2 separate regions of the Homo sapiens genome follow, and region 2 is linked to region 1. Evidence: read pairs that join two places in POLR2A ChIA-PET (ENCODE). Cell type or tissue: OCI-LY7. All regions are shown on one strand.

Evidence for each region. ChIA-PET counts read pairs that join two places held together with the same protein. Peaks named below come from ENCODE experiments on the same cell type or tissue, not always from the same donor. Only the 100,000 strongest peaks of a DNase experiment are listed, where the experiment ranks them.
Region 2: POLR2A ChIA-PET joins it to region 1 with 19 read pairs; 2 of 35 experiments call an interaction of 5 or more read pairs at or near these places.

Annotation. Positions count from the first base shown.
Region 1 is chr2:38,493,352-38,501,351 of GRCh38, reverse strand. It overlaps LINC02613 (long intergenic non-protein coding RNA 2613), which reads left to right. Exons shown (of 5, transcript NR_110259.1): 2 at 4,874-5,077. Among named protein-coding and RNA genes, the nearest start is that of LINC02613, 18 kb to the left of the region's middle. In OCI-LY7, no CTCF peak of the experiment used is centred here; a DNase peak (open chromatin) is centred at 3,031; H3K4me3 peaks cover 444 bases.
Region 2 is chr2:39,100,123-39,108,122 of GRCh38, reverse strand. The region is part of intron 1 of SOS1 (SOS Ras/Rac guanine nucleotide exchange factor 1); the gene reads left to right. Among named protein-coding and RNA genes, the nearest start is that of SOS1, 17 kb to the left of the region's middle. In OCI-LY7, no CTCF peak of the experiment used is centred here; a DNase peak (open chromatin) is centred at 7,912; H3K4me3 peaks cover 271 bases; H3K27ac peaks cover 771 bases.

The DNA.
Region 1 (8,000 bases):
TGCCTCAGCCTCCCAAGTAGCTGGGATTACAGGTGCATGCCACCACTCCTGGCTAATTTCTGTAGTTTCAGTAGAGACGGGGTTTCACCATATTGGCCAGGCTGGTCTCGAACTCCTGACCTTGTGATCCACCCACCTCAGCCTCCCAAAGTGCTGGGATTACAGTCATGAGCCACTGTGCCCAGCACCTGACCCTGCCTTCTATGCTAGGCTCCTGCTCCCAAGCGTCCTCTGCAGAGGCTCACAAAGACAAGCCTCAGTGCTAGCTCATGATCCCAGCAATCTCCCTGCACGCCACTTCTCCCCACCCTTCTCTGTCCATGTCTTGACCTGTTCCTACCTACTTTTTCCTTGGGTTCTCCTACTCACATTTTGAGTCTTGTTGCTGGCCCCGTCCAGAGGAAGCAGCCTTCCTGACTCTGTACCTGGCATAGCAACCTTAGCTTAATTTTGCCATTTCAGGATTTGAGAACCCCAGGCCCACTCCCCAACTTTTGCACTTACTGTTCTCCCTGCCTAGAACGCACTTCTAGAAGGGACCTCTGAGTTGGCCTGACTCAACTTTCAAAGCAGTGTAGGATTTTTGTACACCAAAGGTAGTTTTGCTTTCTCTATCACATGGATTGTACACAACTGTTTACTTGTTTTCGTCTCTCTTCTTGATCACAAATTCCTTGTGAGCAGGGACCCTGGTTTATTCATCTCGTATCTTCAGCACCTAACATACCACGTGGTTCAATAAATTTTTCTGTTGGACAGAACCCTTCTAGACTGGATCATTATGTCTTCACTCTGACAGCGAGGTGAGCGTGCGTCGGAGGAAGATGTTTTCCTCGCCTGAGTCCTGACAGGCAGTGTACTAATTAGCAACAGGTGAATAGCAGCACGCAACCCACATGCTTCCCTTACATAACACGCAGTCTTCTCCTGCTCCTCGCTGTCTCCAAGCTTTGCACAAGCCCCGGTTGCCTGCTCCTCTGCACCAGAGGTTGCAGGGATCACGCATCTCTTGGCCTCTCTAACAGATACCTGTGCTTGGCCTCACATATCTGGCTCGACAACCTGAGCCAGGCAGCCAGCAGGAAGGAATCGCCTCTGTCCTGGAATGTCTTGGCAGGTCTGGAATCCAGTTAGGGAGAGTGCTAGTTGGAATGTTTGGCTGGGAGGAGCGAGGAGGCTAAGGGATAACTGCATAACTGAGTCTCCAGGGCTCTAAAATCCCATTTTTCCTGGGGTTAGGGAGGAGACTCAGGGTTGAGAAATGCAAGATAATTGAATTTGGAAAGGAAAAGGAGATGGAAAGCATGTGAGCAACCTAGCTGCTGCTGGCGGATCACATGCCGGCCTCTGAGCACTTGTTTCCAAAGGCAAGAGCCAGCTGGTGTAGGTCTTAAGGGTACTTCTCAGTTGCCTCAGACACACAGCTCAGGGGAAGTCAAATGCAGCCGGAGCCCCCCTCCCCACATCTCTGTGTACTGTTTTGCACTCCCCTCAACCTAGAAAAAGAAGGAAGACTGAGTTGATCAAATTACATGCTGGCCCTGCTGTACCTCCTCCTCACCCCCAAGGTTAAAATTGTGGATTCAGTAATATGCATAATAACCCCGGAAACATTGAGTTCTATGGCACAGAAACCTTGTGCATTTCTGCAAAGGCAGTTTAAATACAAAAGCCAAAAATAGACCCATAAATAGCACAAGGGTGAAATATTTAAGACTCTGATAGCTCAATGGGCCTGCCGTTTTGCTAAACAAGTGGTTCTCAAACGAGATCGCAAGAAGGGCTTATTAAAATACAGATTGCTGGCCCTACCCCTACAGATTCTGCTTCTGTAGGTCTGGGCCGGGCAGACCACTGGGTCAGGTTCTGAGATCCCCAGTGATGCTGATGTTGTTGGTCCAGGGAACCTTGCTTTGAGAACTGTCTTTTTTTTTTTTTTTTTTTTTTTTTAAACAGCTAAAGAAACTTATTTAGAGAGAAATACGTAAAACAAATAGACAGAAAAGCTGCTATGTGAAAACCGGGCCTCAGGGCAGTCACAAGCAGAAGCCTGCAGATACTTTACATTGTCCCTTGTGTGGTAGGGTAGGTCACCCTCTCCCAACGGCTTTTCCAAAGGGTACCCTGGGATTCACACCCTTTCCGCTTTGTGGCTCCTACAGTGCCCCTTCCCCACAGTGCCTACTGCATCCAAACTCTTGGTACACAGCTAAGGAAAGGTGAATCTAGGATGCAGTCCACCAAAGACTATGGGATTTAGAGTTTAGAAAGTTCAGCTTGTATAGGCTGGGGCGGGGGTGGCTCACGCCTGTAATCCCAGCACTTTGGGAGGCTGAGGCGGGTGGATCACCTGAGGCCAGGAGTTCGAGACCAGCCTGACCAATATGGTGAAACCCTGTCTCTACTAAAAATACAAAAAAAAAAAAAAAAAAAAAAAATTAGCCAGGCATGGTGGTGTGTGCCTGTAGTCCCAGCTACTTAGGAGGCTGAGACAGGAGAACTGATTGAACCCGGGAGATGGAGGTTGCAGTGAGCCAAAGTCACGCCACTGCACTCCAGCCCGGGCAACAGAATGAAACTCGATCTCAAAAAAAAAAAAAAGAAAAAGAAAGTTCAGCTTGTATCAACCAAAAATATCACCAAGTTATTTCCAAGCCTTTCTAGTTTTCTGTTCCCTTCCATGACCCCAACCCTGTCTTTAAGTCTAGTGACTTTAAAAGCCAATATTTCTCCTTGAGTGATTTCCTCCACTCTTCCCCAAGAACACACATTTCTCTGCGGAAACTGAATTATTGCTTTTGTCCTTAGTTTCCTGGAAGAATCAAGATAATTTTCTGCATGGCCTTCATGTCAACTCTTTTGATTTCACTCCAGTATTTCTCTCTCATAGGCTCTCAATTCTTTCATGGAAACTTCCTGAGTTAAAGTCCGCTACGTCTTCCCCACTCTGAGATTACAGCATCAATTTCATCTCCTCTTGAGAATTCTCATTCCTCGCCCAACCAGCTGCCTTGGCCTACTTTAGACCACTTTGCTGTGAGAGGAAGTCACTCTCTCCCCTGGGGTTAAGCTCTCACTTTCTAGCCATAACCTCACATCTGTCACTCAAGTGCAACCCCTGCCCCACCCCCACTTTCCTCTGGTGGATGAGCATTGTGGTGGAGAGAGGGTGGAGGGATGGGAATAAGTGGGGGTGGAAGATGGGAGAGGTGGAGATTATTTGTTACTGAAACATTCATTTTAGGAAAAATCAGATCCTTGATTTCCTTCCTTTATGCTTAAAAAAAATGCAATTTGGTGTTGTCTTTAATTTGGGGTGAGGTTCCTTAATGGGTCCTGTCTTCATGGTCTCTGAAGGTCTTAATCAGACTGACTGCTGCAGCCCAGCGATCAAATCTTATGACTCCAGGATATTTCAGCGGGAGAACCTTGCACATTGCTTAATGAATGGGCTGTTTTAGTTTTACACTGTTCAAATATTTGCTGAAGGAAAGAGTGAATTATGCTCCATAGGCCTTAGCTTAGCTGGATGGTGGGATTCACAATTACAGTGTCACACCTCACGTAGACTCTACCTCAGAAAACATCTTACATTTAAAAATATTTTTGAGGTTAAAAAAGGCAAAATCTGCAAAACTTTTTTTTTTTTTTTTTTTTTTACCTCCACAAAGAAAACCTCAATGCCTCCTCCCCTCAGCCAAGTATAAAGAGTGTAATTTTCTCCTTGAGGAAAGTGACATAAGTCATCTGACAGGGCCTGCATGATCCGGGTCACTCACTGCAAGTGCTCCGGCAGCATCTTCCTAACACAGAAGCTTCCTGAGATTGCACATTGGCATCCGTTCGTGGTAAGGCTGGAGGATGGAGCTGTGCTATTTCTTACCTTAGGACTTATGAAGCAAGCATCTGTGGAAGCCGGGGTGACAGAGTCCAAGGTTTAGCTTGGGATCTGCTTCAAGGACAAAGACTTTTGTGTCATCTGAGCAAATATTAGGAACTGGTCACTGCTGTGTGCCACTCACAGCTCACATCTGGGTGTTAGGAAATCCAAACCTGCAGCCAAGGCTGTCATTCTGGCTGGGTATGAATGTATCAGCTACAAGAGGCTGCAGCCAAGTGCAGAAATCCAGCCAGCAGCTAACCCAACACAGAAGAGTCACTCTAAGTGCAATGGCCACCCTCTTCCTCTCCTGTTCTCCTGCTCCAGAGGGGAACTTTCTAGGGGTCATCCAGATGATCGTCTCTGGACAGCCTGAATTAGAACCACTGCAGAAACCAAGTGTGCACAGCTGAAACCACCCTCTGCCCCGGCCCTTTACCAAGCAGACTGGTCAGCCCAGCGAGGCCCCCAGCATATGGGGCTCAGTTCTTCAGGCTGCCTCCTTGGAAATGGCAGAGCAAAATCACTGCAGGCTGGGTGCATGCCCTCCCCACCCTGGGGCATGCCAATGGGGTCAGTGACAACTGTTTCCAATTAAGGGCTTTGCTGAGAAGAACAGACTGTGTTCTGGAAATAAAACCCCCTTTAAAAATGTCCACTTCATCCTGGACTCAAGATAGGAAATTTCAATGTTCCTAACCAGAAAACGTAAAGGCAAAGGAAAAGCTGGAGAGTCCCTTTTCTAAACCTTCTTTAGAGATATTTAAAGCAAAAATAATTCTCCATGCCTTCCCGAGGGAGCTCTTTAGGCCCAGGGTTGTTTACTCGACTTCTCTTGCTGATTTGGTGGCATGCGTGGGCTCATGCGCCCCTCTGCAGTAGGGTGTACATCCAGGAAATCGTGGAGTAGGGGTTTTGTCCAGGACACCACAAATGAGGCAATCCAAGTGACCATTTGTGGGACAGGTCATTACGAATGCCTTTCTTTTCTAGGGCAGGAAACTGAAGCTCTTGGGAAGGTGGAAGTTGCACGTGGTCTCACAGTCAACTGTGCCAGAATAGGAGGCCAGGAACCATCTCTGCTGGAGGAAGACCCACCACGCATCCCTTCAAGAATGCCAAGGTCCAGAGCAAGTGCTTCCCTTCTATGGGCACAGGAGGGCTGTGGGAGCCCACAGAATGTGCTTCTGGCCAGAGGTATGTGGCATTCTTTATAATAATGGACATTTGGGAGCATTTACTATGTGCTAGGCACTTCTCTTGACATACATTAACTTAATTAAGAAACCCTATAAAGTAAGTGCTATATTATTGCTATTTTACAGATGAGAAAACTGAGGCCCAGAAAGGCTAAGTAATTTGTCCAAGGTCACTCTTGTAGGAATTGGCAGAGCCATGATCTGAACTCAATCAAGTCTGATTCCAGAGCCAGTGCTGTTAGTTCCATGCTCTCCTGTCTCATGCCCCTCACTCTCTGGGTTTTAAGGACAGTTATTTACTTAGTCCATTGTATGACTGAGTATGTTCATGTACGTGATTCCATTTGATTTCTTTCTACAGCAGCCCTAGGACGTAGGTAGATTGAACAACATTGTCCCTATCAGGCGGTGAGGAAACTAAGACAGAGGTCAAGCATCTTTTTCAAGGTCACCTTATTAGTAATAAACTACTCAGGCTCCTGATTTTGAAGAAATCTTTGCTCCATTGACCCACGTGGAGTTAATCCTATGTGTAGGGTTAGAAACAAGGAGTAATGCTCAACACCCGATTTGCAATCTCAGTTGATTTAAGACCCAGGACTTACCTCCTACACATCATGACCTCCTTGCAAAATAGAATGGAATCATCGCCTCCAGGTGATACTAGGTTGCCAGGACAAGATGGGCCTGACCTTCCTCTGGTGATGGGTGTTGACCATAAGGCCACATGAGAAACTGAGTGCTAGGTCACAGTGCTCCCGGAACTGGCCTATGGGTGTGCCCTGAAGAAGTAGAGCAATGGCAGTCCTTGTTCAGATTACCCTGTCTTCCTGGGTTGCTCCAGCATGTTCTCTGTAAGAACTTCAGTCATCTTCCTGGCATGAGAGAATCTCAGGTCTGGTCACCATCAATAAGGAGGGTCCCCTTTGGATAGAGTGGCTATGGGCCACCTGACTAGTGACTAGCTTCCCTTGGTCCAGTGTATGGATGCTTTTGGCCTGAGCCAGGTTACAAGGCTGATTTCATTCAAGGTGCAGGACACTGTCCAGAACAACTTCACTGAAAGAGCCTCCTGGACCCCTTTGCTCTGAAGGGGGCTGAGGACTTACTGCCAGGCAGTAAGCTATCAGTGGCCTGTTAAACACAAAGATAGAGCTTAGAAGAGGCCTTGGAAATGACATTTTATTTTATTAACAATATAGGCCAAGTTTAAAGCGTCACTGGAACTGTTCACTGCTGAGCTGGAAGCAGAACCAGGCTTCTGACTCCAGGTCCGGCACACTACTGCTGCTCGCAGGAGATGTCTAGATTGCCTAGTCAAACAAGCCTCTTAGATTAAGTACAAAGGGATGTGGAGTCTACTATCCGCTCCGCTGGAAGCTTGCTGAGTACTACCCAATAATTTTTTTTAAAAGCAGGACTTTCTTGGGTATCAACATTTCCATATCTTCTCTCCTTTCCCAAATCCCTGCTCTGTAATTTGAGATGCTTCCCTGATCTCAGACTCAGTGCAGACACAGTACAGAAAGGATGAGAAGGCATGAGGAAACCCCAAACAACAGAGCCAGGAATCTGTCTGCGGAAGGGAGAGATGCTGGAAGGGTCAAGCAGGTGGGGAGGTATCAGATGCCACATGTCTGCAGTGGCGACCCTGCTGCCCAACGCCAACCCTGCTTCTTGGCAGCATCTGCTGGACCATCAGAGGCATGATTCAGCCAGAGGACACATCCGAACCCGTTAGGCATGGAACACCAAGTAAACAGCCCCTAGGAATGTCTCTGACTTGAATTTCAGCTCATTTACTTGGGAGCATCTGTCCTCTCTGGTTGGGGAAAAGAGGAATAGGGGATAGGGAAGGCTCAGCTTACAACACCCTTTGGCTAAAGGAGGCTGCGTGGTCTGGGGGGCAGTGGTTCTTGGGATGTTTGGTGGGGGTACTGCAGGGACAGAGGGTGGGGCAAGGGGAGACTGAGGGGAAGGCTATTCCTGGCACCCCCACATCCCTGGCTCTCAGCTACTCAGCTGCTATCTGCTCCAAACAGTGCAATTCTGCTTGAATTTCGTTTCAAGTGAAGGTTCTGTGACTAGAACTTTCTGAGAAGCATTGAACTCATGGAGATGTGTAGGATGAGAGCAAGCAAGGTTTTGAGCTCATACCTGCCAACAGCTTCTGAGTGACCTTCATCAAAGCTACGCATCCCAAGAGCCAGACTTCGGTCATCTCCACTGCAAGGAAGATTTGCGTGGGCTCTGTCCTGTCTTCCCACACGGGAAGGGGGTCAGGGCAACTGTCTAAGCAGGTGACCCTGCCTTGGAAATGCTTTCATCTTGAGGGCACTCAGACCAGCCCTCCAACCCGCCCCCTCTCCCCTCCTATCCCAGATGAACTCAAAGGTGTGACACTAACTGGAAAGATAAAAAGGATGATTAAAAATCAAGGTATTGGCCAGGTGTGGTGGCTCACGCCTGTAATCTCAGCACTTTTGGGAGGCTGAGGCGGGCAGATCACCTGAGGTCGGGAGTTCGAGACCAGCCTGAGTAACATGGAGAAACCCCGTCTCTGCTAAAAATACAAAATTAGCTGGGCGTGGTGGCGCATGCCTGTAATCCCAGCTACTCGGGAGGCTGAGGCAAGAGAATCACTTGAACCTGGGAGGCGGAGGTTGTGGTGAGCCAAGATCATGCCATTGCACTCCAGCATGGGCAACAAGAGAGAAACTCCATCTCAAAACAAAACAAAAACAAAAACAAAAACAAAAAAAAATCAAGGTACTATTATCACATAAGTTGACAAGGAAGAAGAAAAATGGGAGAGGACAGAGAGGGGGAGGAAGAATTCTGAGTCTTTTAGCCATTGATATTTACTGTCTAGTCAAGCAAGCTGCTTAGATTAAGTAGAAAGGGATGCAGAGAGTTTGAGA
Region 2 (8,000 bases), 610 kb before region 1:
AGTGAGAGGATTCCCAGGTTTCTGACTGAGGTGTCTAAGTGGGGATGGTGATGAAAGGGGGAATATTGGGAGAGGATCACGTTTGGAGGGAGACTAAGGCACCATCAGTATTCTAGAGATTAGAGGGCTGTGAGAGAATTGTGATAGGAGGGATTTACTCTTTGGCAGATATCCAAGCGTGGAAGGCCTGTTTGATGGACTGTCCTTGATAATCACAGGCAGGTATAGCCTCAAGGCTTTGAGGATGGCTCTAAAGTACATTTCAAACACCACCTCCTCCACAAAGCCTTTCTACTACAACTCCATCCCCTGAGTAGAGTGAATCTCTTCATATTCTTAGTACCTACAGAATTTTGGAATAGTCATGTTTAGTATATTTTGTTTTAGCAAATAGGGAAGCAAATACTATATTTTAGAAATAGTTAATGTAAAATGGCTAGGTTTTTTTTTTTTTTTTTTCTTTTTAGTGTGATGCTTCAAGGGGAGCCTTTGTCATTGTATTAGTCCAGGACCTCTTAGAAGCAGATGCCAAGATGGGATTAAGCACATAAGAAATTTGTTAGGTGAAATGCTTGTGAGGGGGGAAAAGGAAGGAGACAGGGAGAGTTGTCAGACTGATGAAAGTCTGACTCCAAGTTAAAAGAGAGGTAAGGAAGGAAGGAACTTTGAGTGAAAGTGTCTTAGACTGTAGTGCAATACTAAGGAAAGTTTGCAAGGCCTCAGAAAGTCTTTGAGTGAAAGGTGCCTGTTGGAAAAATGATGTGTCTCCCGGGAACAGGCCTGCCATGCTCAGTCAGTGACTGGGAGGAGCTAGTGAGAAACTGGCCTCGACACAAACACAGTGATGGATTTGAGTGCAGCTGCTGCAGCACTCAGTCTATTATCCTTCCTGTAGTCAGAGATCTGAGAGGCTCGTTCTCATGATCAATTAGGGTCATCTCTGGCTATGAATTGCCTAATTCGGGATAAAGTACAGTTTTTCCCCATTTCAGGTGGGTAATTTGTTCCCAAAAAACCCCTGTATTTAAAAGAAAAAAAAAAGGATGCCTTAAGGTGAATTCTTAAAAGTCAGAAATTAATTTTCATTGAAATTAATGGTACACAATTTACTTCAGTAGCTAATCATATAAACTTTGCATTCATATTCAATGTTTATGTAATTAAATACTTAATATGCAAAACCACAAACAGAACAGTAAGACAAAAGAAAACAATTCAAGTAACACCCCAAATTTTTACTCTATGAACTGGTGAACCAGGAGTACTTGAGGCAAACCAGCAGTAAGTTCGTGAATAGTCCAACCATGTGGCCACGAAGATGACTCCTTGTTGGTTTTCCTTGCTAGTCTGGGCTACCTCACAGGCAGAAAGGCGCAAACCAGTGAATGAAATTCCTCAGAATGTCAAATTCTGGTAACTTCCTGTTGGAGTTGGGAGTGGAGATATACATGGGAAAATAAGTAATTTAAAGATTTGGTTTTATGGACCCTGAATTACTCAGATGTTTTGTTTTTTTTTTTGTTTTTTTTTTTGAGACGGAGTCTCGCTCTGTCGCCCAGGCTGGAGTGCAGTGGCGGGATCTCGGCTCACTGCAAGCTCCGCCTCCCGGGTTCACGCCATTCTCCTGCCTCAGCCTCCCAAGTAGCTGGGACGACAGGCGCCCGCCACTACGCCCGGCTAATTTTTTTGTATTTTTAGTAGAGACGGGGTTTCACCGTTTTAGCCGGGATGGTCTCGATCTCCTGACCTCGTGATCCGCCCGCCTCGGCCTCCCAAAGTGCTGGGATTACAGGCGTGAGCCACCGCGCCCGGCCACTCAGATGTTATTTAAGAAAGTTTTTTTTTTAAAACTGTAACAGGAAGATTACTTGAGGAACCTTTAATGCTACTTTAATGCTTCATGCTGATTTGTGTGTGTGTGTGTGTGTGTGTGTGTGTACAGTAGCACAGTCTCAGCTCACTGCAGCCTCCACCTTCTAGGCTCAAGTGAACCTCCCACATCAGCCTCCGAAGTAGCTGGGACCACAGGCACGTACCACCATGCGCGGCTAATTTTTTTGTATTTTTTGTTAGAGACAGGGTTTTACCATGTTGCCCAGGCTGGTCTCAAACTCTTGAGCTCAGGAGATTCACCCGCCTGGGCCTCCCAAATTGCTAGGATTACAGGTGTGAGCTATCACGCCTGGACTGATTTTTACTGTTTTGATTTTTCTTTTTCTTTTTGAGACAGAGTCTCACCCTGTCGCCCAGGCTGAAGTGCAATGGTGCGATCTCGGCTCACTGCAACCTCTGCACCCAGAGTTCTAGTGACTCTCCTACCTCAGCCTCCCCAGTAGCTGGGATTACAGGTGCCTGCCACTACACCCAGCTATTTTTTTTTGTATTTTTAGTAGAGACAGGGTTTCGCATGTTGGCCAGGCAGGTCTTGAACTCCTGATTTCAGGTCATCTACCCACCTCGGCCTCCCAAAGTGCTAGGATTACAGTTGTGAGCCAGCAGGCCTGGCCACTGGTTTGATTTTATTTACCAAATTAGTTGAGCACTATTTGTATGGCAAGCATGGATATAAAATTTAAAAATAAAACATAATTGTTGCTTTTATGAAACTTATATGTGGTGTTCAAAAAAAATCTGTAATCTGTCCATATGAGTTAAGCAGCCCAACTGTAAATATGATCAATCCTAGTATGTAGAAAGTAGTTTGGCAGCCAGCCTTGGTGCCTCACAGCTGTAATCCCAGCACTTTAGGATGCTGTACCAGCTTGAGGCCAGGAGTTTGAGACAGCCTGGGCAACATGGTGAGACCCCATCTCTATTTAAAAAAAAAAAAAATAGTTCAGGATTTAAAAAAAAATGAAAAACAAGTCTTGACAGAATTTAAGTTGTTTTTAATTGATACAAACTTTTTGTAGTAAGCTAACTTAAATTTCAGTTGTTCTTTTTTAATGCCTGAAACAATTATTTTCTGTGTACGGCTCAGTAATTTGTAATGGAATGCACTTACTGATAATTAATTCATAGATGTTTTGTTTAAGAGCTTTGCTAGGGCTGATTTCTATAGAACATTTAATAACTTTTTCTTTGATTTTTTTTATTGTGGTGAAATATATTTATACAACATTAAATTTGCCATTTTAACCACTTGAAATGTACAATTGAAGGCCATTAATTACATTCACAATGTTGTGCAACGATTACTACCATCTATTCTTTCCCAATCCCTAGTAACTTCTAATCTACTTTCTGTCTCTACCAATTTACCTCTTCTAGATATTTAATGTAAGTGGAATAATAAAATATTTGTATTTTTGTGTCTGACTACTTTCATTTAGTATAATATTTTCAAGGTTCATCTGTGTTGCAGTATGTACCAGAATTTCATTCCTTTTTAATGCTCAGTAATACTCTATTCAGGTGGACATTTTGCACCTTTTGGCTAAACTGGATACTGCAGTGAACATTGGCATACAATTATTGGTTTAAGTCCCTATTTGCAATTCATCTGGGTATGTTCCTTGGAATGGAATTGCTGGGTTGTTTTTGTAATTCGCTGTGGTTAGCTTCTTCAGGAACTGCCATATTGTTTTTCACAGAACCTGCAATATTTTACATTCCTACCAGCAATGTACACATGTCAATTTCTCTACCTCCTTGCCCACACTTGCTATTTTCTTTCTTTTCTTATCCCATCTTAGTTGGTGTCCTTTTGGTTTGTATTTCTCTAACCAGTAATGATATTAAGCATCTTTTCATGTGCTTATTGGCCATTTGTATGTCTTTATAGAAATGTCTATTCAAATTCATTGCCCCTTTTTAAATTAGTTATTTATTTATTTATTTGAGATGAAGTCTTGCTGTTGTCCCCCAGGCTGGAGTGTGATGGTGTGATCTAGGCTCACTGCAACCTCTGCCTCCTGGGTTCAAGCAATTCTCCTGCCTCGGCCCCATGAGTAGCTGGGATTACAGGCACCTACCACCATGCCTGGCTAATTTTTAGGTTTTTAATAGAGACGGGGTTTCACCATGTTGGCCAGGCTGGTCTAGAACTCCTGACCTCAGGTGATCCACCCCCGCCTCGGCTTTCCAAAGTGCTGGGATTACAGGCGTGAGCCACTGCGCCTGGACCATTGCCCATTTTTTAATTTGGTTGTTTGTGTTTTTGATGTTGAGTTTTAGGAGATCCTTATTATATATTCTTGATATTAGACCTTTATCCAATATATGATTTGCAAATATTTTCTCTCATTTAAACCCAATCAAAAGTTTATCTTTTTAGTTTCTTGATAATGTCCTCTGATGAACGAAAGTTTTTAATTTTGACGAAGTCAGATTTATCTGTTTTTTCTTTCATTGTCTTGTGCTTTTTGTGTCAGATCTTAAGAATTCATTGCCAAATCCAAGGTCATGAGGATTTGCCCCTATGTTTTCTTCTAAGAGATTTATGGTTTTAGCTCTTATATTTAGGTCATTGATATATTTTCAGTTAATTTTTGTGTTTGGTATGAGTTAGGAGTCCAACGTCATTCTTTTGCTTGTGGAAATCCAGTTGTCCCAGCACCATTTGTTGAGCAGGGTCTTATTTCTCCATTGAATGGACTTGGCACAAATCAGTTGGTCATAGATGTATCAGTTTATTTTGGTATGCTCAGTTTTATGCTGTTGGTCTATATGTCTATGCTTTTTCAGTACCATATTATTTTGATTACTGTAGCATTGTAGTAAGTTCTGAAGTCAGAAAGTGTGAGTGTTCCAACTTTTTTTTTTCTTGATTGTTTTGGCTTTTCAGTGTCCCTTGCAGCTCTGTGAATTTGAGGGTCAGCATTTCCGTTTCTGCAAGAAAAGATTTTGGAATTTTGATAGAGATTGCATCGAATCTGTACATTGCTCTAGGTAGTATTGATGTCAACAATATTAAGTCTTCCTACTCAATAACTCAGAATGGCTTTTAATTTATTTTGGTTATTTTAAATTTTCTGCAGCAGCGTATTGTAGTTTTCAGGGTAAAACTCACCTCCTTGGTTAAATCTCTTTCTAGGTACTCTTTTAGATGTTATTGTTCTTTTCAATGTTAAATGGAATTGCATTCCTAATTTCTTTTTCAGATTATTCATTGCATATGCATAGAAACACAACTACTTAAATTTTTTTTTTAAGTTATTTATTTTTTTGAGACAGGGTCTCGCCCTGTCACCCAGACTGGAGTGCAGTGGCGTGATCACAGCTAACTGTAGCCTCAACTTCCTGGGCTCCAGCAATCTTCCCATCTCAGCCTCCTGAGTAGTTGGGACTACAGGTGCATGCCACCACACCACACATCACACTGGCTAATTTTTGTATTTTTGGTAAGACAGGGTTTTGCCTTGTTGGCCAGGATGGTCTTGAACTCCTCTGCTCAAGTGATCCACCAGCCTCAGCCTCCCAAAGTGCTGGGATTATGGGCGTGAGCTACCATGCCCGGCCGCACCAGTCTTTCTTTTCCAGAATCTATATAACCTGATCTTCTGGACTTCAAAATCCTTGTTGTTTCCCCTCACCTATAACCCTTTTAAAACGAAGCGGAATTCTTCTTTTTTTTTTTTTTTTTTTTTTTTTGAGATGGAGTCTTGCTCTGTTGCCCAGGCTGGAGTGCAGTAGTATGATCACGGCTCTCTACAGCCTTGGCCTCCTGGGTTTTAGTGATCCTCCTACCTCAACCTAGTCTAGCTGAGTAGCTAGGACTACAAGTGTGTACCACCACACCCACCTAATTTTTTTTCCCCTTTGGTAAAGATGAACTCTCATTATGTTGCCCACACTGGTCTTGAACTCGTAGGCTCAAGCTATCCTCCTGCCTTAGCCTCCCAAAGTGCTGGGTTTACAGGTATGAGCTACCACACCGGGACAAAGTGGCACTTTTTTTTTTTTTTTTTTTTTTTTTTGAGACAGAGTCTCGCACTGTCACCCGGGCTGGAATGCAATGGCATGATCTCAGCTCACTGCAACCTCTGCCTCCCAGGTTCAAGTGATTCTCCTGCCTCAGCCTCCCGAGTAGCTGGGATTATGGGGCCTGCCACCACGCCTGGCTAATTTTTGCATTTTTAGTAGAGATGGGGTTTCTCCATGTTGGTCAGGCTGGTCTCGAACTCCTGACCTAGTGATCCGCCCACCTCAGCCTCCCAAAGTGCTGGGATTACAGGCATGAGCCACTGAGCCTGGCCTAAAGTAGTACTTTTTAATTAAAAAAAGAATCAAAATGAAACTCAATACATAGGCAGGTCATAAAAAATGATTTTTTCTTTTGCTCAAGCAGTGAGTAGCATTAAGCTGTTCCCTCACCTTCACCTGGTGTTACCTGGAGTACATTTGGGAAGTCCTCAACTTTGAAAACCCTTTTTCCCTATATACTGCTGGTAATTAAAAGCAAAAAATTATTCTGAAGTTTGTCAAGCATTTTATGGAGGAGACATTGCTAGTTTGTTTTCTGTTTTTTTTTAAGTATATTTTAAACATTTCCTTATACTCCTAATATAAATGTTGCTTTGTCAGAAATTTCAACATTTGGAACAAAATTTTTATAGTTTCTAAATAAATATAATTCAAACCAGGTATAGTTAGGATGGGTGCCTATAATGCTGTCAGGATACATATAATGCTATGCATAAAGTTTATTTCTGTATCATCTAGTTGTTCAACAGTTGATCTAGGCATAATAATGAAACTACTTTTGCAGTTTGATATAGTTTGGATATTTGACCCCTCCAAATTTCATGTTGAAATTTGTCCACCTCCAATCTCACGTCTCAGTGTTAGACAGTGGGGGCCTGGTGGGAAGTGTTCGGGGTCATGGGGCAGGTCCCTCATGAATGGGTTGGTACCATCCTTGTCCCAGAGGTAATGTGTGAATTCCTGCTCTATTCGTTCATGTGAGAATTGGTTGTTCAGAAGAGTGTGACACACTTCCCCTCTCTCTTGCCATGTGACACATTTGCTCCCCCTTTGGCTCTGCCATGATTGGAAACCTCCTGAGGTCCTTACCAGAAGCAGATGCTAGCGGCACGCTTCTTGTACAGCCTGCAGAACTGTTAGCCAAGTAAAACTCTTTACTTTATAAATTACCCAGCCTCAGGTATTTCTTTATAGCAATGCAAATAGACTAAAAGACAGTTAAACACATTTTTGTTTTTGTTTTTCTCCATGTCTCCTTGCTGTATTTTATTATTTTTTTGAGACAAGGTCTCACTCTGTTGCCCAAGCTGGAGTGCAGTGGTGCAGTCTCGGCTCACTGCAACCTCCCCCTCCTGGGCTTAAGTGATCCTCCCTCCTCAGCCTCTCAAGTAGCTAGGACTAAAGGTGTGTACCACCACACCCAGCTATTTTTCTTTAAATTTTTTGTAGAGACAGGGTCTCACTGTGTTGCCTAGGCTGGTCTTGAACTCTTAGTCTCAAGGAATCCTCCTGCCTTGGCTTCCCAAACTGCTTGGATCACAGGTATGAGTCACCACGCCTGGCCTGCTCTTTTGTTTCTATATGTTAGACTTTTTGCAGATTTCCATATATAAGCGATGTCATCAGTATTTTCTTTCAGTGTCTGGCTTATTTTACTGAGTGTAATGTCCTCTGGGTTTATTATCCGTGTAGTTGCAAATGGCAGTATCTCATTTTTTAAGGCTGAATGATATTCCATTGTGTGTATCTGTGTGTATCACAATTTCTTTTTTCATTCATCTGTCAGTTGACACATTGTTTCCATAACTTGGCTATTGTGACTAATACTGCAATGAACACAGTAGCACAGATATCTCTACCAGGTGCTGATTTCATTTCCTTTGAGTACATACCCAGCTAGGTCATATGGTAGTTCTATTTTTAAGTTTTTGAGGAACCTCCATTACTGTTTTCCATAATGGCTGTGCCAATTTATATTCCCATCCACAGTCTACAAGGGTTTCCTTTTCTCCACACCCTCACCAACACTTGTTATCTCTTACCAAAAGAGTCATTCTAACAGGTGTGAGATGATA